2 separate regions of the Mus musculus genome follow, and region 2 is linked to region 1. Evidence: chromatin loops called from intact Hi-C (ENCODE). Cell type or tissue: left cerebral cortex. All regions are shown on one strand. Links, peaks and the distances in the headings refer to the core of each region. The heading gives the core; the rest is flanking DNA.

What was found. Peaks named below come from ENCODE experiments on the same cell type or tissue, not always from the same donor. Only the 100,000 strongest peaks of a DNase experiment are listed, where the experiment ranks them.
Region 2: it touches region 1 in a loop (1.9-fold over the local background); 2 of 42 quality-filtered maps call a loop at or near these places.

The regions. Positions count from the first base shown.
Region 1 is chr11:72,845,912-72,856,605 of GRCm38, forward strand. It overlaps Zzef1 (zinc finger, ZZ-type with EF hand domain 1), which reads left to right. Exons shown (of 55, transcript NM_001045536.2): 12 at 2,731-2,842; 13 at 4,648-4,860; 14 at 5,923-6,023; 15 at 7,248-7,417; 16 at 9,472-9,605. Among named protein-coding and RNA genes, the nearest start is that of Gm26121, 31 kb to the right of the region's middle. In left cerebral cortex, for the core only: no CTCF peak of the experiment used is centred there; DNase peaks (open chromatin) are centred at 2,502, 4,751, 6,414 and 7,379; H3K27ac peaks cover 1,476 bases.
Region 2 is chr11:72,913,213-72,923,906 of GRCm38, forward strand. Zzef1 (zinc finger, ZZ-type with EF hand domain 1) reads left to right here. Exons shown (of 55, transcript NM_001045536.2): 48 at 1-198; 49 at 2,005-2,103; 50 at 3,261-3,375; 51 at 3,957-4,055; 52 at 4,492-4,657; 53 at 9,118-9,271; 54 at 9,898-9,969. Among named protein-coding and RNA genes, the nearest start is that of Gm34704, 22 kb to the right of the region's middle. In left cerebral cortex, for the core only: no CTCF peak of the experiment used is centred there; DNase peaks (open chromatin) are centred at 6,989 and 10,035.

The sequences.
Region 1 (10,694 bases), core at 1,152-9,151:
GAGCTGGAGAGCTGGGAGAGGCCAGGTCAGTAGAAATGTCTTTGTTTGAGGTCTTAGTTTCTCTTTGAAGCACATGTGTGTAGTGGGGAGGCAAGCAGACAGAGGGTAGAGCTTGTTATTGGGGAGGTAAGAGAATATGAAGGAAGTCAGGTGTGTTCTGGAAGAACTGCTCAGGCTTGTGCTGCAACATCATGAATAGAGGAAAGCAAACAGAGAGCCAGAGGCTGCGAGTAAGCGTGTTGCCCAGGAAGCTGAAAGTAAGAGTGGCCTAGACCAGCACAAGACCTCTAAAGCAGCAGCAGCAGCAGCAGCAGCAGCAGCGGAGGAGGAGGAGCAAGGTGGCTTGATGCTGTGGGCCCTGGGGATGACTGAGTAGAGAGCAGAAGAGGAAAGGAGGCTGGCAGCACCAAGTTCGGGCAGGTGGAGAACTTGGTAGTACCCTGTTCTGAACTAGTACATGCTCCAGGGAGAAGCAGGATTATGGGAAGACAGGTAACTCAATGTTAGCCCTCTTGGGAAGATTTGAGATGTCCTACAGCCAGTAGGACAAACAGGTCAGCAGCTTAGAAGAGACTCTTGTATTGTAGGGACAGACATGACAGTCTTTGAAATGTTAATTAAAAACATAGGGTCCAGGTATGTAGCCTCATGACTATAATCCCAGCATTCAGGAAGCTGAGGTAAGATTGCTGAGAGTTCAAGACCAACCTAGATTAAGACCCTGTCTCAAACAAAACTAAAGGAAAATGTAGAGATAGAAGACATGGTTCTGGAGGACTGTAGACTAGCCAGACTACAGGCTACAGGTCACCCTGATGAGCAGCACTAGTTAAGAGACAACAGAAAACTTAGAGAATAGGGGACAAGCCAGGCCATACATACCTTCAGAAATCAGGGGATGGGTGTGGGTGGGTCATTAAGATGAAGGCTTAAAGTAGACATTGCTACAGAGGTCACTGCTGACTCATCAGATAGCATTGTCCTCCTTATTGCTGCTAGGAAGTTATCACTGTGAATCAGAGCCCTGGACTTGCCTTCTGGGCTATTGTATTTCCCAGGAGATCCTGTGAAAATACAGGTCTGATTTAGTAGTTATAGGAAGGACCTAAGTCTTCTTTTTCTTTCTTTCTTCCTCTTCCTTTCTTTTCCTCCTCTTTTCCTTCATTGCCTGTCTTGTTTGTGGTTTGTTTCTTGAGATTAGGTCTTATTAGCTTGGGCAGTTCAGAACGCCTCAGCTTCCTGTGTGCTAGGCTTACAGGTTTCCATCACCATACCCAGCATGATTTCTTTTTTAATAATGGCTGCAGGCACCACCTAATTTTAAGCAACTGTGTTCTCACTCTTGGGATATTAAAATAGGTCTTTTCCTCTAAACTTTTTGTCAAACAAGGTCTTTCATATCTTATGCAGGATGGGTTTTTTTTTTAACCTAAATACAGGCCTATTGATGAGTCCCTTAATGATTTGATCTGGTTTTAGCCTGAGTTATTCTTCAATGTAGGCCAACTTAGTTGGCCTACATATAATATCAGTCTCTCTCCAGTTGGAAATAACATTTTCTTGACCATTTTGTTGTGTTTTTCTGGCACTATGCTCCGGAGACAGCATCTGCCCACTGTACAGTGTGGTTTAGTGAGAGAACTTGCTTCTCCAGTACCTGACTCTGCCAGTTTTTTTAGGTTGCAGACTCTTTTGAGTAGACTTTCTGCCAGGCATGGTGGCAGGAGGATAGAAAGACATTGAGAGTTCAAGGTCAGCCTGGGCTACATAGCTGAGGATAGAACCAAGTTCTCACATATGCTGGGCAAATGCCATACCACTGAGATAGTATGCCCTCAAAGAATACATTTAAAATTCCTCAAACATGTATGATGGATGAGACTCATCGACAATTAGGGCTTAGCAAATTCCACCTGTCCTGTTATAATCAATTATACCACAAAAGATTTCTACCAAGAAATATTTGTGTGAGGAAGAGAATAAAATTTTTCCTTTGTTCCAGATCCTGTTGTACATTTTCTTCACTTTTCCCCATAGTTATCTGTGATTGCTAGACATGCTTATACAGTGAGCTATTAGTGTGAGAGTTGAGTCATAGGCCAAGTAGTATGAGATTTTAACAATGGAAACTTGAAGTCATGCATGGTGGCCTTTAATCTCAGCACTTGGGAGGTAGAGGCAAGCAAATGTCTGTTATAGCAACATAGTGAGTTCCAGAGTAGCTAAGGCTACCTAGTGAAACTGTCTCTAACCAACCAGCCAGCCAACCAACCAACCACCTGTCCACCCACCCAACCAACTAACCAAGAATGGTGCTTGAAAGAGTGCCTGCTGAAGAGGGAGCAGCACTTACCCATTCAGCTTTTAAGGAGAAAGATGCAATTATCCTTTGTTTTAAGGATGGAATGCTTCCTTTGGAGGACTTGCTAATCAACAGAGGTCTGTGAAGCCTGAGATTTGAGAGCTCCAGGATATGAGGCATCAACCCCTTCAGTTGTTTGTACATGACTCAGACCTCAGGGTAATTATACACACATTAGTCAGACCTAGGCAAGGGAAGCCACTCTTGCCTCTTCCTCAGTGATTACCAGAAATGCCCATCCTGGTATGTCGCTCTTCCATCTCACTGGAAATGCCTGGCTTAAATAACATTTGGATGAGACCTTGTCAGTCTCTGGAGAAACTTTGAAGCAAGAAAATGTCTATGATTACATTTGTATTCATTCGCAGGATTGGTTGCTCATCTGATGACCTTGGAGAGGATGATCCTATTGGCTGGTTTGAGCTAGAAGAAGAGTGGGATGAAGCAGATGTCAAGTTACAACAGTGCAGAGTTGCCAAAGTAAGCAGTAGCCAGGTTGTCCTTCACTCATTTACCTGCTTTCCCTTTCTACAAACATTGCTAACTGCACTAGCTCTGAGCCAACACTGGAACGTTAGAGGGGTTGGGAGAGACAGATGTGATATGACTATGACAGAGGGAGGTTTAACCCACCCTAGGGTTTACCAGAGAAGACTTCATCTGAAAGAGAGTGTGAAATTATGCCAAGTGCTGGAAGTGGATTGGACCATAATCTTTAGTTTGGTTGAGATGTGTCAGAAAGGCACACTGCAGTAAGTAGTACCCAGGCATAGATGCAAGAGGAATGCGTTTGTTCCCCCAGTTCTGAGAGTAGTAACTGCCTGGCCATGTCATTTATTTTTCTTAAGAATAAATCTTAGAATAAGTAAGAGAACTCTCTTCAGAGTTCACACACAGTATGTGCTCAATGCATATCTATGCATTTGAGTAATAAATTTCAGAAAGGCCTTTAATACTAGTGAGTTGCCCAGTAGGTAAAGACACTTGCTGCCAAGCCCAGGACCTGAGTTTGATCCCTGGGACCAATATAGAAGGAGAGAACCAACTCCTTCAGTTTGTCCTTTCACCTCTACAAGCACACTGTGAGATACATGTGCCCACATGTATAAAATAAATAACTACAACGTGAAACTGGAAATAAGACAGCAAGGCTGTTATGAGAGGAACTTTCCCTTGAGGGAGCAGTTTGCCCCAAGCTTAACTTCGGCAACACTTGGCTTTATTTGCACAGAGTAGAGGATAGCACAGAGCAGAGGATAGCACAGAGCAGTGCAGAGCAGAGCATAGAGCAGAGGATAGCACAGAGCAGAGCAGAGCAGAGCACAGAGTAGAGGATAGCACAGAGCAGAGCAGAGCAGAGGATAGCACAGAGCAGAGCAGAGCAGAGGATAGCACAGAGCAGAGCAGAGCAGAGCAGAGCAGAGCACAGAGCAGAGGATAGCACAGAGCAGAGCAGAGCACAGAGCAGAGGATAGCACAGAGCAGAGCAGAGCACAGAGTAGAGGATAGCACAGAGCAGAGCAGAGCAGAGGATAGCACAGAGCAGAGCAGAGCAGAGCAGAGCAGAGCAGAGCAGAGCACAGAGCAGAGGATAGCACAGAGCAGAGCAGAGCAGAGCACAGAGTAGAGGATAGCACAGAGCAGAGCAGAGCAGAGCAGAGGATAGCACAGAGCAGAGCAGAGCAGAGCAGAGGATAGCACAGAGCAGAGCAGAGCACAGAGCAGAGGATAGCACAGAGCAGAGCAGAGCAGAGCACAGAGTAGAGGATAGCACAGAGCAGAGCAGAGCACAGAGTAGAGGATAGCACAGAGCAGAGCAGAGCAGAGCACAGAGTAGAGGATAGCACAGAGCAGAGCAGAGCAGAGGATAGCACAGAGCAGAGCAGAGCACAGAGCAGAGCAGAGCACAGAGCAGAGCAGAGCCTTGCTTCCAGTGCGTGACTTGCATGTGCTGCTTGGATCACTGAAGTGATTTCTTAGGGCGCTGTTTTCATCAAATACATGGTTTTTGTCTTAAAAAGCAAACATACTTCTCTCACTCCTGCCTGGATATTTGCCTTTCAGAAGGCCACTGTTCTTGGTATGACCCTAACAAAACCTGACTTATTCTGCATTTTGTCTTTTTTTCTGTTGCCTGAAGATACTGAATTTATTCTGTTTCAAGTACTGGGCATGATGTTGCTTTATAAAATGTTTGTTAAAACCAAGAACTTTTCTAAAAAGGCCTTTCAGTGTTCTTTCATTGTACTTAGGGATTCCAAGTCCTTTTCTTTTATCCTTTCTAGTTCTTGATGGTGAAGTTCCTCTGCACCCGCCAGGAGTCAGCTGAACGGTTGGGCGTGCAAGGCTTAAGCATCAGTGGGTACCTCCGGCCTGCAAGGGCAGAAGCGGAACAAAGCATCCTCTATGCCCACTGTAGAAGGGACACAGAGAATATTCATGGGGCCACCCTGCTTCTTAGGACTCTGCAGTTCATCCAGCAGCTTTCCCATGACCTGGTAGGTTTCTTCCATTATTATACAACACTCCCCTAGAAGTGACTGACAGTGTCAAGGGAAGTGGGCGACCTTTGAGACTTAGCCCCGCTGAAGTGATGGCAGCATTGATGAATATAGCAGATATTTTACTGCACGATAATATAAAAAGGCTGGAGAGAGTGGACTTTGGCACCAGTCTGTGGAATACCACATGGTGTGTGGCCATTGTTGTAAGGTCCCATGGAGTAGACCTGCAGGCACATGGTACTGTCCCTACTTGTGCTTGCCCAGGGTTGGCAAACACAGCAGCATCATGAGATCTTCTTTAAGTCTTAAAATTACTTCTCATATCTGGAGGGGAGTTTCATTTACTAACGTGACTAAACTATCAGGATTTGAATTTTAAATATTTGGGGTTTGATGCTGACTTTTACAGTTACTAGTAAATCATTGTATCAGTTCACTCAAGAGAGTCGTACTGCCACCACTGTGGAATACTTCAGGGAAAAACTTGTGTGTGTATAGCAGTGTCCACCCTTAGCTTTCTTTTCTCTTCATTGCACAAGAAGCTATTGAGCCAGTGTACAGATGGTGTTTGGGTCTCTGTTCACTAAGAACTCTTATCACAGCAAAAAAGAAGAGAGGCCTAGTGATAGTAGCTAGGTTACAACAGACGTGCAGCTCACATGTAGGGAAGTCAGGATAATCCTGGGCACCACTATCATGTAAAGTTAGGCTGATGTTTATGAAGTCAGAGCCTCTGTGGCCACGTGTGTATTACATACATTTGCATGCACGTGTGCACATATAGACACATAGACACACAAAGACACACATACATAGACCACACAAAGATACATTACAGACACAAACATATACATATACACAGACACACACATGCACCTAGGCACACATGTACATAGAAACACACATACACATACACACACATTTCTGAGTTGTATGAAAATTTCACTCAGGTGGGTCATCTTACTTCTTAACCATAGCAAGTAAATGATACATCTCAATATTTCTGTAAATATATTTTTTAATTTTGCTTTTTTTCTTGTCTTTATCATTTTTTAGATGCAGCAAAAGGAAAGTGGCTTAAAACATAAGTCTTTCCTGGACTTTGCGGGTCTTGATTTGCAGATCTTCTGGAAATTTTACAGTAAATTAAAGCAAAAGTAGGTCAGAACTTGTTATAAAGTGACAATCATAAGCAAAGCTGAAATGGATATTTTTTCCTTCTAAACATTTTTTTCTTGTATGTATTCTTCTGATTTGAAAGATTTGATTATTGAAAATGGCCCTCAAATTTCTATAACATTTTTAGGAAGCATTTCTCAACCATTTCCTTATTGACTGTCCTCACAGCTGATAGGATAAACAGGTTAGACATTATGGTGTTGTAGGTTGAACATCTCTAATTCAAAATTACAAAATTGAAAAATGTTTTTATGCCACAAGTGGAAAATTCCACATCTCACTTCATATCACAAATCACAGTCAAAATGCAAGCTGAGCTAAAAATACTGTATGGCTGGGAATAGTTATCCAGCCACAGCCACAGTGCTTACTTAGCCTGCGCAGGCCCTGGCTTCAGTCTCTAGTAACATAGAGCTTGTAAGCATGCACAAGGCCCTGGCTTCAGTCCCCAGCACTGAAAAAAAAATTGTACACAAAACAAATGAGTTTCATATTTAAAAAATTATCCATTTGTTTATTTATGTGTTTGTATGAGTTTATGCTCATGTGTGTGGGTATGTGGACCTATGTGTATGTAGAGGCCAGAAGAGAACATTGGATATTCCATTTTCTTAGCTAGGCTAGAAGCCAGTAAGCCCCAGAAACCCTCCTGTCTTTTGTGCCCACCACCACCACCACCACACACACACACCTTAGAGCTGGGTTACACACCTTAGAGCTGGGTTATTCACAGGTATGCCTAGCTTGTTACAAGGGCACTGGGACATGAATGCCAGTTCTTATGATTCTGGAACAAGCCATCTCTCTAACTCCATGAATTTCATGTTTAAACTTGGACCCTGACTCCCAAGAGAGCCTTCTTCTCTCTCCTGTCCATTTCCCCTCCCCTCTGATGCGTGCATGTGCAAATATTCCAGAATCAGGAAAAAAGTTTCAAAGTTTATGACTCTTTTGTTCTGATCACAGCCTTTTAAGTGAAGGACATGTTTAGTCTCCACATTTTACAGGTGAAGTAACAAAATCAGAAATATGCCTCCTTCCCCAGTGGGCATTCAGACAGGGTCTGTTTCCGGTGTCTGGCAGTGTTCCTTGTGTTCCTCCCAGCTTCCTCTGGCTTGGCGTTCCTTTACTGAGCCTGCTCTCTTGAGGGAGGGTACACGGTACCTGCTGTTCTGCTCTCTGATGGTCTTTGTCCTCTGCAGCCGAAGGGAAGAATGTATCTGTGCACAGACCCTTCTGCTGAAGCTCCTGCAGAGCTGCTTCTCAGTGCTGCAGGGTGACCCACAAGCTGCCTCAGAGGAGGAGAAGCCTACAGCGCAACGCTCTGAGGGAATACAGGCTGCCAAGGAGCTCTACACACACTTATGTAATGGTAGGTGCTGGGGTGTGCCTTGAATGTGACTTTGCACTGGTGACTATAAGCCACTTGACTATAGAAGTATGAGGGTCTAGTGATTATGTGAGCCAGAAAGAGATTGGTGCTACATGAACCTGCTTTTCTGCCTCCCTCCCTCTGTTCCTTTTCTTTCTTTTTTTCCTTAAGAATGGGTCTCATGTATCCCAGCTTGCCTCTGGCTCACTTAAATGGTTGCGAATAATCTTCCTGTTTCTACCTCCTGGGTAATGAAATTATAGGCAATAGGAATTATAGGAATAGGAATTATAACACAATACTCAGGGTTTTTAAAGTTTTTTAATTCACTTTACATCCTGGTCACAGCTTCCCTTCTCTCCTCCCCTCCTAGTCCCTCCCTCTCACCTCACTTCCTCCCATCCACTCCTTCTCAGAAAAGGTGAGGCCTCTATGAGTATCATTTAGCTTTGGCGTATCAAATTGCAGTAAGACTAGGCACATCTTCTATTGAGGCTAGACTAGGCAGCCCAGTTAGGGGAAAGGGATCCAAAGGCAGGCAATGTAGTCAGAGGCATCCCTTGCTCCTGATTTAGGAGTCTCGTGTGAAGACCCAGCTGCACAACTGTTACATGTGTGCAGAGGGCCTAGGTCCATCCCATGCATGCTCTCTGGTTGGCAGCCTGGTCTCTATGAGCCCCTACGGACCCAGGTTAGTTGATTCTGTAGGTTTTCTTGTGGTATCCTTGTCCCCTCTTCCATAGGATTCCCCAAGCTCTGCTTAATGTTTGGCTTTCAGTCCCTGCCTCTGTTTCCATTAGTTGCTGGGTAAAACCTCTCAGATGACAGTTATGCTCCTGTCTACAAGTATAGCAGAGTATTATTAATAGTGTCAGGGTTGAGCTCCCTCTCATGGCATGAGTGTTTCAAGTTGGGTGAGTCATTGGTTGGCCCAGCCCTCAAGTTCTGCTCCATCTTTTATCCCTGCACATCTTGTAGGCAGGACAGATTATGGATCTAAGGTTTTGTGGCTGGGTTGGTGTCCCAATCTATCCATTGGAAGTCTTGCTGGTTACAGGAGATGGCCTGTTCAGGGTCCATAATCCCTCATTGCTAGGAGTCTTATCAGGGGTCACCCTCATGGATTCCTGGGAGTTTCCATTGTCCTAGATTTCTAGTTCGTCCCAGAGATTCCCCCAACCCCTAGTTGTTTCCCTGTACTTTCTCCCTCCATCCTCCCCCGACTCATCCCTCCTGTTTTCATTCCCACTCCCTCCCCGACACAGTCCCCTGCCTCCACTGCCCACTCTCACATGTCTAATTTATTTCCCCTTCTCAGTGAGATTCAAGTGTCCCCCTTGGGCCCTCCTTGTTACTTAGCTTCTTTGGGACTGTGCATTGCAGCATAGTTACCCTGACCTTTATGACTAATATCCACTCAGAAGTTAGTGTATACCATGGTTCTTTTTCTGGGTCTGGGTTACCTTACTCAGGATGATCTTTTTCTTGTTCACAAAACTCATTTTTATATAGTCCTGGGCCTCAAACCCAGAGCTTCACAAATGCTAGGCAAGCACTCTGCCATCTGATTTATATCCCTGTCACAACAGGAGAATTTTTTTGATACCTTTTGGATTACTGTTTTGAGTTGAGGGTTTGTTCTTATACAGCTGACTTCCTCCAGTTTCAGATACAGTTCTATTTTATTGAGGGTAATTACTTTCACACTTTTCAACCTCAATGTCATTCAAGACTCTGGATGAGGCCCTTAGAGAGAGAGAGAGAGACTATAATAACAGTTGAGGATGAAGCACATGCCACATCTGAGAACCTTTTAAGTCTTTATCTCAAGTGTGTCTCAAGAGAACAGAGAAATCAAGATATAGAAACTTGTCCAGGTAGTCTTTGTTTTAGTCATATGTCAATAAAAACTAACTTGCCTATACTGCTAAATCTATACAAAGAAATCGTTTGCTCTGGTACAAAGGACAAAGTGGAGAGTAGTGATTTGTAATCAGGTTAGTTAGGGAATAGAAGGAATGTGTTAGAGCTGATCCATTGTTCTTTCTCATTAGTGGTAGATAAACCTAATGGAAATTCCATGCCCATGGAGATCCTAAAACAAGAAGTGAGAAACACTCTTCTCAATGGGGCTGCCATCTTCTTTCCTGATCGACAGACCCGGAGAAGCCAGCTCTTCACCATGATGGTAATTATGTACCGAAGTGTGGATTCCATGACTGAGTTAGTCTTTATCTTCTCTAAACACATGACAGCATTTTCTGATGTGCTCACTATACGCAGAGCTTTGTGTGAGATTTTAAAGGACAGGCACTGTGCTCAATTTGGATTTCAGAGTTTATTCTCTTGCTTAGTCACAGTGTAGTTTCCACTCTTATGACTTGCCGACAATCGAATTTTTATCTTTTCTTTCCCAAATTATGAGAAAAATTTAAAGGAATAACATAGTGAATCCTCATCACCTAACTTTGACAGTGGCACTCAGGCTAATCTTGAGGTATATCTGTGATATATATATATATATACTCAGGCTAATCTTGAGGTGTATCTGTGATATACCTCACTTACTTTTCAATATACACACCCACCCAGTGTCATTTTGAAGTAAATCCCTGACCAATTTTATTCATAACTATCTCAGTATATAACTGAAGAAAATCTAATGGGGTGTGACTCCTCAGCTGGTTCTTCTTACCCTCCTAGGGCCCCCCCCTCCTACATTACTCAGATTCAGTACCAGGGTAGAAGGTGCTTTTCATAGTTAAAAGCACTATAGTGTCAAATGGAACATTTTATACCAAATACTCTTGCATTTATTTGCTGGAAGCATTCATCAGGTAGCTGAATGAATTACTTTTGTTTTTGTCATCGTCGTTGTTGTTAGCATGTGCCACACGTGAAACATAGAAGGCATTTGGCCACTTGAATGGTGTTAGTGTCTTTTAGCAAAGCAGCCTTGTTTCGTTCTCTCTGTTCATCCCTTCAGAGAGGGATTAGGTTGGGTGTTTTTTGTTGTTTTTTGTTTTGTTTTGTTTTTTCACTTTACATCATCATGAATTAAAAGCACTGCTAATTTTTATGTTGCTAAACAATTCTCTCGTTAGGCAACTGTGTTCATTGTGACCATCTCTTATCTTCCCAACTGTACTGTACCAAGTAGAGGCCTAGGTCTTAAATCCTCTGGAATCTCCCTTAGTGCCTTACATCGAAATTGGTGTTTAGGATCACTATTAAGCCATAATATTTCCTTCCTTGTTCATCCCCAAGATCACACATG
Region 2 (10,694 bases), core at 2,517-10,516, 69 kb after region 1:
GCTATCCGGGACTACCTCTTCCGTGTGAACGAGGCCACCTCAGTCCTATATGCTCGCCATGTGCTCGCCTCCCTGCTGGCCGAGTGGCCAGGGCATGTGCCAGTGAGTGAGGACATCCTGGAGCTTAGTGGCCCTGCACATATGACCTACATTCTGGATATGTTCATGCAGCTGGAAGAAAAGCACCAGTGGGAGAAGGTAGCTAACTCTCTGCTCTGCCCAGGCTCCTCTCTGCCCCTCTTCCTTATCTCTAGCCCTGGGGTGTTTGAAAGGCACAGCCCCTTGACAGGTATGAATACAGCAGACATAAGGGCTGCTCTCGTCTGGCCCATGGGTTTTCTGGAATTTATCTCACAGCACAGGCCTGAGTGAGTGCAGAGAACACTTGCAGCAGTAGTCCCTGGAAACCTGCTTTGGCCTTCTGCCTTGGCTGTTTTACAACTATACGTCTTACAGCTCTTCTAGCTAGCCAGTGTCTTCTCAGGTCTCTGGAATTTCACATGATGGAAAATCAAGGGACAAGGTAATTAGGATGCCCAGGTAGCCTTCCCCATAATACAACAAGGCTTCCAATGGGGGTCTTGACTTGTGTTTTAAATTGTCACTTCTGGACTGTCTGTGAAAGTCAAGTGATCTGCCCTCACACCTGGGTTGCCCCATGACCTTGTTTGTATAGGTAGAGACTTATCCAAGACTCTGGCTTCTGGGCGATGGAGATTTCTCCAGAGTCCATGAGATTCTGTGTAGCCAAAAACAATTTGGAGTTTTAAGTTGGAGGCCATGTTGTATTTTGATTTTTCTTTTCTAATTTGTTTTTATTTTATGTGTACAATGTTCTGCCTGTGTGTAAGTACTTCATGTGTATATTATATCCTCAAAGGCCAAAAGAGGGTGTCATATCTCCTAAAACTATAGTTTAAAAAGGTTGTGAGCATTCATGTGCATGCTGCAAACTGAATTAGAGTCCTCTGTCAGAGCAGTCCTCTTAGCCATTGAGCCATGTCTCCACTCCATCTGTTTTGTTTTTATATTAGGTCTTCCTTGTTTTCTTTTCGAATAATGCTGTGAGGCCAGAAAGATAGCTGAGCAGTTACAAGCACTTGCTGCCTCAGAAGAAGGCATAGATTTAGTCCCAGCATTCATTCTGGGCAGTTCTCAATCTCCTACAACTCTAATTCTGGGGGATCCATTACCTTCTTCTGCCTCCACAGACACCTATATGAATATGGGGCGCATATATATCTTCCAGCCACATGCATACATATAAATGAATATCTAACTAATGCTGGGTCAGAGTCCATTTTCTACTTCCTACTGCATAGAAGCAGAGAGCCCAGCATCACAGAAAACATCCTAGTCCACACCTTAGCATCCTTGTGCACTCATTTCTTCTGATGCAGGTTTAGAGGAGGTTCACTGTCTCCTCAGTTTCAGGTACAGAAATCATGAGTCATATTAATCCTCTCACTCCGGTGCGGTGTGCTGGGCATGGGAGGTTGCTGTGTTCTCTGACCCTTGTTTTGCCCACCTAGGACCATTGGTTTCTGCAAACCCTAGATTGTTAGCTAGCATCACAGCCCTGCAGGCACTGGCAGTGTGCTCTAGCCTCATCTGCCCTCCATGAAGAGCAGTGGCAGGCAGCCACTGCCTTGGCCGGCCCCTGTCTTAGACATGTGCTTCTTTGCCCATTGGCCCCTGGATCTCCTCATTTTGGCCATTTCACCCTGTGTGCTGTAATGTGTACTTATAGCACCTATCTGCTTGGTGGTAAGTGCTTTGGGGGCCTGGAACATCTATGACTAGTTCTCTGCTTGAAGGCTACCTAGAAGTGATTATTCTGATTCAGAACAGGGCATGTTGAGAGGGGGAGCTGGAATTGCATTTGGGGGCAGGTTGGATGGTTGACAGTGCCTTCGAGCGAGTGGATATCAGACTGAAGTAGGCTTTTCCTTCTTCCTGATGACACTAGCTGGCCCTGCCCTTACCCACTTTCTATCTTCTCAGATCCTACAGAAAGTACTCCAGGGCTGCCGAGAGAACATGCTGGGCACCATGGCCTTGGCTGCCTGTCAGTTCATGGAGGAACCAGGAATGGAGGTGCAAGTGAGGGAATCTAAACATCCCTATAACAACAACACCAGCTTTGAGGTACAGCTGACCGTCAGAAACTGTAGCTCCCTCTTCTCACCAGCCCTGACTAAGAACTAAAGCCAGGAGTCCTGGGTAGCCAGGTTTCCCCTTCTCCAGACTGAGGTTCATCAGCAGGAAAATGTGGGCTTCTGGCCTCAGAGGAGTCTCCTTTTCCCCAAAGTGAGCTCTCCCAAGTGAATCCCCCTCAGCTTCCAGCAGTACGGTTTGTATGCAGATCTAGAGTCAGCCTCTTTAACTGTCTCTTGATGACTAGGCCATAACTTGGAGACACAAGTCCCTTTTTCAGTACCTAGCACTCCAAGCTTCATCCATTCCATCCTGAATTTGTGTCTAAATAAAGAGGTAGGAAGGCAGGACCTTCTCACCTCAGGTGCTCTCACTGACCTGGTGCAATGCACCTTTCCTTAGCCCTCTAGACGTGTTGGGGCTGACAAGGCCTGGCCTTCTAAGAGGGAATAGCCTACAGCAGCTGGGACAGGGACACAGAAGCTGGCTTAGAAGTTGACTTGATCACCTGAGACATCATTTCACAGAGATGTAAACCTCCTCACCCTGTCCTTCTAAGCCTCCCCTCTCCCTTGTTCCCGAGCTTCACCTCATTGGCTCAGATGTCGAGTTGTCTGCAGAAAGGACCATCCCGTCATCCCATCTTCCCAACTGCCCCAGACTTGCCTTTGGGCCTCCTGTTGCTACACCTTCCCCATTCTCCCCACTCACCCCTGGCCTGGCTCCTCAGCAGCTCTTCTTCAGTATGGTCATGGCACAGCCTCTAGACCCACCTGAGTCACACCTTTCCAGTGTGCTCTCCACCTTTCCAGAGGCCCCTGCTGAGCCACTCTGCTGCTCATGTGTCCCTTCCCCAGAAGAGCTCCCTGTAAATACCCTATTCTGGCTGCCCACTGGGCCCCACCTTCACCGTCTTTGTTCAGTACCTTGGCTAACTTGAGCTGGAGGAAGGGGCTATGGCTTGTTCATGCTCAGTGTCCCTGGTTACAGTGACAGCCATAGTGGCAGCTAATGATTGTGACAGAAGTATTCTCTGCCTTCCTTCCTAGGATAAAGTTCACATTCCTGGTGCAATCTACCTCTCAATCAAATTTGACCCTCAGTGCAACACTGAGGAAGGCTGTGATGAACTAGCCATGTCCAGCAGTAGTGACTTTCAGCAGGACCGGCACAACTTCAGCGGGTCGCAACAGAAGTGGAAAGATTTTGAGCTTCCAGGTAATTTAAAAAAAAAAAAAAAAAGTCGCTATACAGACTTTTCCTTTAAACTTTTGTGTACATTTATTTGTTTGTTTGTTTGTTTACTTGAGGGGTTGAATATGTGTCACGGTGTACCTGTGGAGATCAGAGGACAACTGGTTGGAGTCAGTCTTCTCTACATGGATCCCAGGGATTGAACTCAGGTTGTCAGGCTTGGCACTTTTGCCCCTTGAGCCATCTCCCTGGCCCTATGTAGACTTCATAGGAAGCATTGAAACATAATGGTGAGAGCCAGTGAGATGACTCAATGGTAAGAGCACTTGCTGCCAAGCCTATCAACCTGAGTTCAAGCCCCGGGACCCACAAAGTAGAAAGAGAGAGCCAACTGCCCACATACCTTGGTGTGTACTACATACCTTGTGTGTCTACTCACACACACTTCTTAAGCCAGAGTTAGTAAAGAGAAAACAAACTTTTAAAAAACATAATATTTAGAAGAGAAATTGTTGGCAGGTTTTTAAATGAGCATTATGTATTTAATGAGAAATTGCTATCCTTGTTGCTACCATATCCTGACCTGTCTCTGGTTTGTGACCCAGGAGATACTCTGTATTACCGATTTACCTCGGACATGAGCAACACTGAGTGGGGATACCGATTCACTGTGACAGCTGGACATCTGGGGCGGTTCCAGACAGGTGTGTGCTCTCCGATTTGTGTTTGCATGCCTGCCCACCAGTCATACTGGCCAGAGGTATCATTATGTTAGTGACTCCCGTTAAAATCAGAGCAAGTTTTGTGTCTTTAGACCTTCCAAATGTGTCTCACAACCCCTATACCTGGCTTTCTTCACAAGGTCATGGATGGGCTGCTTGTACGCTTGAATGGTCAGATAAAAGAGCCTTCTGTCACCATCTAAAAGAAGACCCTTGGGGTTTTTTGCCAGGGCCTTTTGCAAAAATGAGGAACTGAGATGTTGTTCTTGTGTTATTTTACAAAAAGAAATTTAGTTTCAGCCAGAATGTAAATGTTCACAAGATTTCACCCTATCTATTAAAATGTGAATGGTTTACAAAATGTCAACTTTTAATGTAATAATTGTTTTTAAAATGTTTGTGTTTGGGATGGTACCAGGGTTTGAGATCTTGAAGCAGATGTTGTCTGAAGAAAGGGTTGTACCTCACCTCGCATTGGGCAAGATCTGGGAATGGCTGGTGGGTGTGGCCTGCCGCCAAACCGGTCATCAGCGCCTGAAAGCCATCCACTTACTACTGAGGATTGTGCAATGCTGCAGCCACAGGTAAGCTGTGGGCTCAGTCGCTGGAGATATCAGCTCCTATGTGACTGTAATTGTAATGTCATTCCTTTAAGTTTGTGGGTTTGTGCCCTGATTAAGTAATTTTTGCTTCATTCAAAGGTCATAAAGGTATCTGCTGTTTCTCTCTGGAAGCTTACTTGCTCTTCCTTTCACGTGACATCAGTCATCCACCTGGGATGAATGTTGGTAGAAGAGTTTGAGTTTTTAGTGTTTTGCTCTGGCTCTCTGCTTGTTCCAGATCCACCTTTGACCTGAGCACTCTGCACTGTTACCTCTGGTCTCACATCTTCATAACTTTGGGCGTTTTCTTGTCTGTAACCCGGTGATGTTTTAAACACTATAGACTTATGACTGATTTACATATCTAATCATTTAATTGTGGAAGTCTTTCAGCTTGCTTCTTCAAGATTGGCTTGGGTGTTTGGTTTTAAGATGAGGGCTCAATATGGAACCCTGGCTGGCCTAGAACTCTGAGTCCTCCAATCATAGCTTCCTGAGCACTGGAATTTCAGGTGTACCCCAGTATCCCCAACCTGTGTTGGGTGTGTTTTGTCACTTTTGGTTTCTGTTTGTAGACAGGGCCAGGAACTTTATAGATCAGACTGGTCTCAAACTCAGAGACCAGCCTGTGTGCAGCCCTGGCTGTGCTGAGCATTTATAACTAATTGCCTACCTTTTTCTAATGATTTATAGATAGTTTTACCCAAAGGTTACCTATCCATTTTTATATTAGCATGTTAATTTCTATATGTGCAGAAGATCAGGGTCATCCTAAACTACATATTGAAATTAGGGGCAGACCAGGATACATAAAACCCTGTCTCAAAAGAGGGGGGGTGGTAGATGAAGAGATGCTTCAGTCTGTAAAGTGTCTACACAAGCAGAAGGACCTGAGTTCAGGGCTTCAGCATTGGGAAAGGTGAGTAGCAACAAGGAGGTCCCTGGAACTCTTGGGCCAATCAGCCTAAATCTGAACTCATCTCCAAAAAAAAAAAAAAAAAAAAAAAAAGGGTCATGGGGCCAGAGAGATGGCTCAGCAGTGGAGAGAAAGAGAGAGAGCACTTGTGGCTCTTAGAGAGAACTTAGGTTCAAGTCCAGCACTTGCATGTAGCTCATTTTCCAGAACTCCAACTCCAGCTCCTGGGGATCCAGTGTCACCCTCAGACCTCCAAGGACACCAAGCATGCACATGAGTGCACATACACACAGGCAAAGTAGTCACACATAAAATAAAATAAATGTATCTAATAAAAATTAATATAAGGTACAGAGTGACTGAGAAAGACCCCTGGTGCTGACCTCTGGCTTCTACATGCCCACTCACAGCATCTACACACACATGGACATGAATATATACATAGGCCATACACAAAACACACACACAAAGCCATAAAAGTGGATCTTGGGCTGGCATGATGCCACATGCCTTAATCCCATCAAGGAGGCAGAGCAGTTGCATCCTTGGGAGTTGGAGACCATCCTGGTATACATAATGAAGTGCAGGCCAGTCAGTGCTGTGTGCTGAGTCCCTGTCTCAGATTGAAAAAGGTAAAACATTTTTTTCTGTGTTCCCATCACCCTTGTATGCATATCTGGGCCCTGTTGTTCATACTCCCAACCTCCACCATGGCCAGTGAAAATTTTTTTACAATGCTGGGACTTGAATCCATGGCCTTCCACATAATAGGCAGGAACTCTACCACTGAGTCACATATACCCCCAGTCTCCTAATAGCTCTGGATATCAGTTTGAGGGGAATCAAATTCCACAGAATGTTGATCCTCTAATCCACAGCCATTTTCTCTTTTTTCCATTGCATAGATCCTTGAAATCATTTATATATTTCTGTAGACAATTCATACAGAATTTGTTTGGTGTATTCCTAAGTATTTAATGTTCTTATGCTATTATAATTATTATTTAAATTTTTTGCTGGTTATGATGGTCTACGCCTATAATCCTACACCCAGAAGGCTAAATAATGTCCAAGGCCAGCCTGGGCTACACTGGTAAGACGCTCTCAGACTTTTGTTTTGCCACTGTATCACTTTGGCCTGTTACCGTATATCCAACATCTACTCTGAGTGGGGGGGTGGGTTAGGCTGTGCCCAGTGTGGCATCTGTGGTGGTGAGTTTTAGTTCTCTCCATGCTCCCTCACAGGAGCAGAGTTTGACCTTTTGCTCTGACAGGACTTCTGCTACAATGTTGAATAGAAGTAGGAATGTGTCTGTAGCTTTACAGCCCTCATCTCAGAAGAAATGTCTCATGGTTTCTGTGCTGTATACCCAGTAGCCATGCATCCCACCCACACCCCTGAGCAACAGGAGCTGTTCTTCCCTGCATTTTCTAGGTATGTGGATAAAATACACACACTGTATGAGTCAGTGAGAGGTGTTGGTATTCAAAGGAGAAAGGAATATGAAGATTTGTAAAATTAAAGGAATCTTGAAGTCATGAAGAGAAAGGGAACAGGGGGTAAGAGAGGGCAAGGGGTGCTTGCTTGTTAGTACTGTGTCCCCATATGCAGATATTGTGTGTCATTTAGCCCCAGATGAGCTCCCAGTAGAGCACCTGGATGGTATACTCTGTAAGCAATGTCACATTGCAAAGGTCTTCAGGCTGACAGGCCCTTCTGGCTGTAGTACAATGTTTTCCACAGTCTTCTGGCTTCTGCCAGTCTTCTTTCCAGGAAGGACTCCTGAACCTGGGGCAACTCTCATGTACTTCCCACTGGCCCTTCCATGCCAACATGACACCCTGTATCCCTCCATTATGAACCTGGAGGAAGACTTGGGGGTGATGAGGGTGAGGGACACACAACCTACTCCCCAATGCCTTGTCATACAGGCTTCTTGGAAAGTTAAAGACTTCTGGCCCAAGGATAATAGAAGCCGAGGAGAGGGCCAGTCTCAGAGGAGGGCAGCCTGCAGGTGCCTCCCACAAGTCCACTGAATCTGCCCATCTCCTCGCTTCATGAACACGTGCTCCTTTGGGGTAAATGATAGGCTCCAAGACAGCAGAGGGGAAGAGTCTTCTTCAAGTTATGAGAGAGAGGCAGTCACGCGTGTCTGATACACATGTGTGTCCTGTAGTGGAGCCCAGAGTAGTGTTGATTTCCTAATTTTTTCTTCTGAGAGGTTTTGACCTGGGATCACAGCCCCACCCACTGCAGGTTCAAACACTCAGGGTTCTCAGCACACGGGTCTGAGAAGAATCAGATCTTCTCCTGGAGGCAGAATTTCAGGTCCAGCAAGCTTGCAAGTATATTTTCCTTTTTATAATTATTGTATCTTTGAAAGAAAGATTCAAGTGTATCTTTCTCCCTCCCTTCCTCCCTCCCTATTTTTTTAAGACAGGGTTTCTCTATGTAGTTCTGGCTGTCCTGGAACAAATTTTGTAGACCAGGCTGGTCTCAAACTCACAGAGATCCACCTGCCTCCACCTCCTGAGTGGGTGGGAGTAAAGGTAGGCAGTGCCACCGCCCAGTGCAAGTATATTTCCTATTTTATAATTTAATATCAAAGTCATGTTTGTCTTCCTTGTCTATTCAGTAGTTCTCTGTACGTTTTATTTTATGTGTGATGTGTTATACCTTGCCTTTTCCACTTAATATTTAGCTTAAGGCTGCATGATAGCTCACACCTATAATTCCAGTATTTGAGGAGGCTGAGGCAGAAGGATTGTGAAGATTTCAGGGACAGCCTAGAGTATCTAGTGAAACATAATAAAACACATTTGCCTGGAGGTTTTTCAACTGTCATTAGAAGGTCTTTATAGGGACTATTTTTTTTTAAAGATTTTATTTATTTATTATATATAAGTACACTGTCGCTGTCTTCAGACACTCCAGAAGAGGGAGTCAGATTTTGTTACGGATGGTTGTGAGCCACCATGTGGTTGCTGAGATTTGAACTCCGGACCTTCGGAAGAGCAGTCGGGTGCTCTTACCCACTGAGCCATCTCACCAGCCCTATAGGGACTATTTTTAAAAACACACAGTTAGGGGCAACAAGTTAGCTCACTGGGCTAAGATACTTCCATTGAGCCTGATGAGTTTGATGCGCAGAACCCACATGGTAGGAAGAAAGAACCAACTCCCACAAGTTATCCTCTGCTCACCATGTGCATGCTAGGGTATACACACTCACACACACTCCCCCCCCCAGTAAGTAAATATATAAATAAATGATAAATAAATGTAAAAACAGTTAAAAGAAAAACTGCAGTGGCCCCTGTGAGCACACTTGCAGCCCTCTGGATTCTTTAGAGTCATTTTTGGGGTTTGGGCACTGCCCTGCTTCTTTACTGTTGGTGACTATGTGGCCATTTCAGAGAGAAGTGGGTGGCTATATTACGATGAGGTGGAAAAAGGAGAGCCTGACCTGCAGTTTCTTTCGTGACCTTCTTCTCAGTAAAGTATCCCCGTGCTTGCTCCCTCCAGTGACCTCTGTGATCTTGGGCTGTTGAAGCCCCTGTGGCAGCTCTTTACTCACATGGAGTATGGCCTGTTTGAGGATGTGACACAGCCTGGCATTCTCCTTCCCCTACACCGAGCCCTTACTGAGCTCTTCTTTGTCACCGAGAACCGTGCCCAGGTAAGGATGTGTCCACCTCTTGCCCTGAAGCCTTGGCAGAGAGGATACCTCTGTATGCTCTTACCAGTTCCTGCTCATGGCAAAACTAGTGTTACACCCAAGCCTGCAAGCCCAGGTTGTCCAGGCTTCAAAAGGAGGCCGACCTGGACCTACAGTCCAGCATCCCCAGAACACATACCCGTATTCTCAGCCCCAGGAGGAGAGAACCTCAGATCAACTTATATTGCTTATTTTGTCTGGCCTATAGCCAAAGGGGTCTAGGGACTGCCTTAGACTGGGACTTCTGGAAAATCAAACAGATATGTTCTTCCTCCTCCTCTTTCTTCTAGGCACAATAGACTCATTGAATTGCCACATGAAAGGGCCTTTCACAAGTCCTTTGCCTGTCTTCCTCAGGAAGACATGACTACCATACCCTGCCTGATCACCCTGTGGGCATCAGGGATAGCCCTGGAACCAAGTCCCTGGGCCTTCTAGATAGGTTCCTTCATGGCTGTAGAGTGTGTGGTGTCACAGGTGCCTCGAAGTGAGCTTGCTTACCCCCTGGAGGCTCCTGTCTGCCTGTGGGTGTCTGTGTTCAGCCCTCCTACCTTCCAGCATTCAAGGAGCCCATGCTGTCTTTACAGGAGCTTGGCCTGCTTCAGGAGTACCTGCTGGCCTTAACCACCGAGGACCACCTTCTCCGATGTGCAGCACAGGTACCTCCTCCCTGTCTTCCAAGAGTTAGCCTGTGGGTCATGTTCCTGTGACAGATAACACCCCCTCACTTGCCGGAACTGGGGGTGGGGCTGTGACTTAGAGTTGCATGACAGGTCCAGACCCTGCCAGAGTTTACATGGAGCTCAGCTGCTGTTCAGTCACTTCCTCCTGCTCTCAGAAAGAGCAGGGAGCCTCATTTATCACTGTCACTCATATTAAACTGTGGGGTCAGAAGACACTAGCAAGAATCTGGTCTCTGAAACCAAAACAGCCAGTGCCTTCACTTAACTACTCATTGGCCGATCTTGGAAGTTTCCACAGATTTAGATTCTAGATATTTTTGGATTTTTTTGGATGTACTTTGCTTCCCTGGCTAGAAAACTCCTCTTCTGACAGCTGTGCTTCTAAATGATAGAGGACCCAAGAAACCCTGTATACATCAGTGTGCATCATTAGAGGTTAGACTTAAGTGTCTAAATTAGAACAGTAATTAAACATTTATGTATCAATTCAATCTTTAAGACAGTAAACACATTTCATGTTAATGTGTTTTGGGAAAAATCTCTTCAAAACAAAATAATATTGAGGATGGCGGCCCTGGCTCCATTTTTGCAGACTTCTTTAATGTCTGGGTCAACAAAAGCTGGACTCTTGTACTCATCTGCCCTGTACTCATCCTGGAGAAAGAAGTGTTGTGCTCTACTATAGCAGACAGACAGCTGGG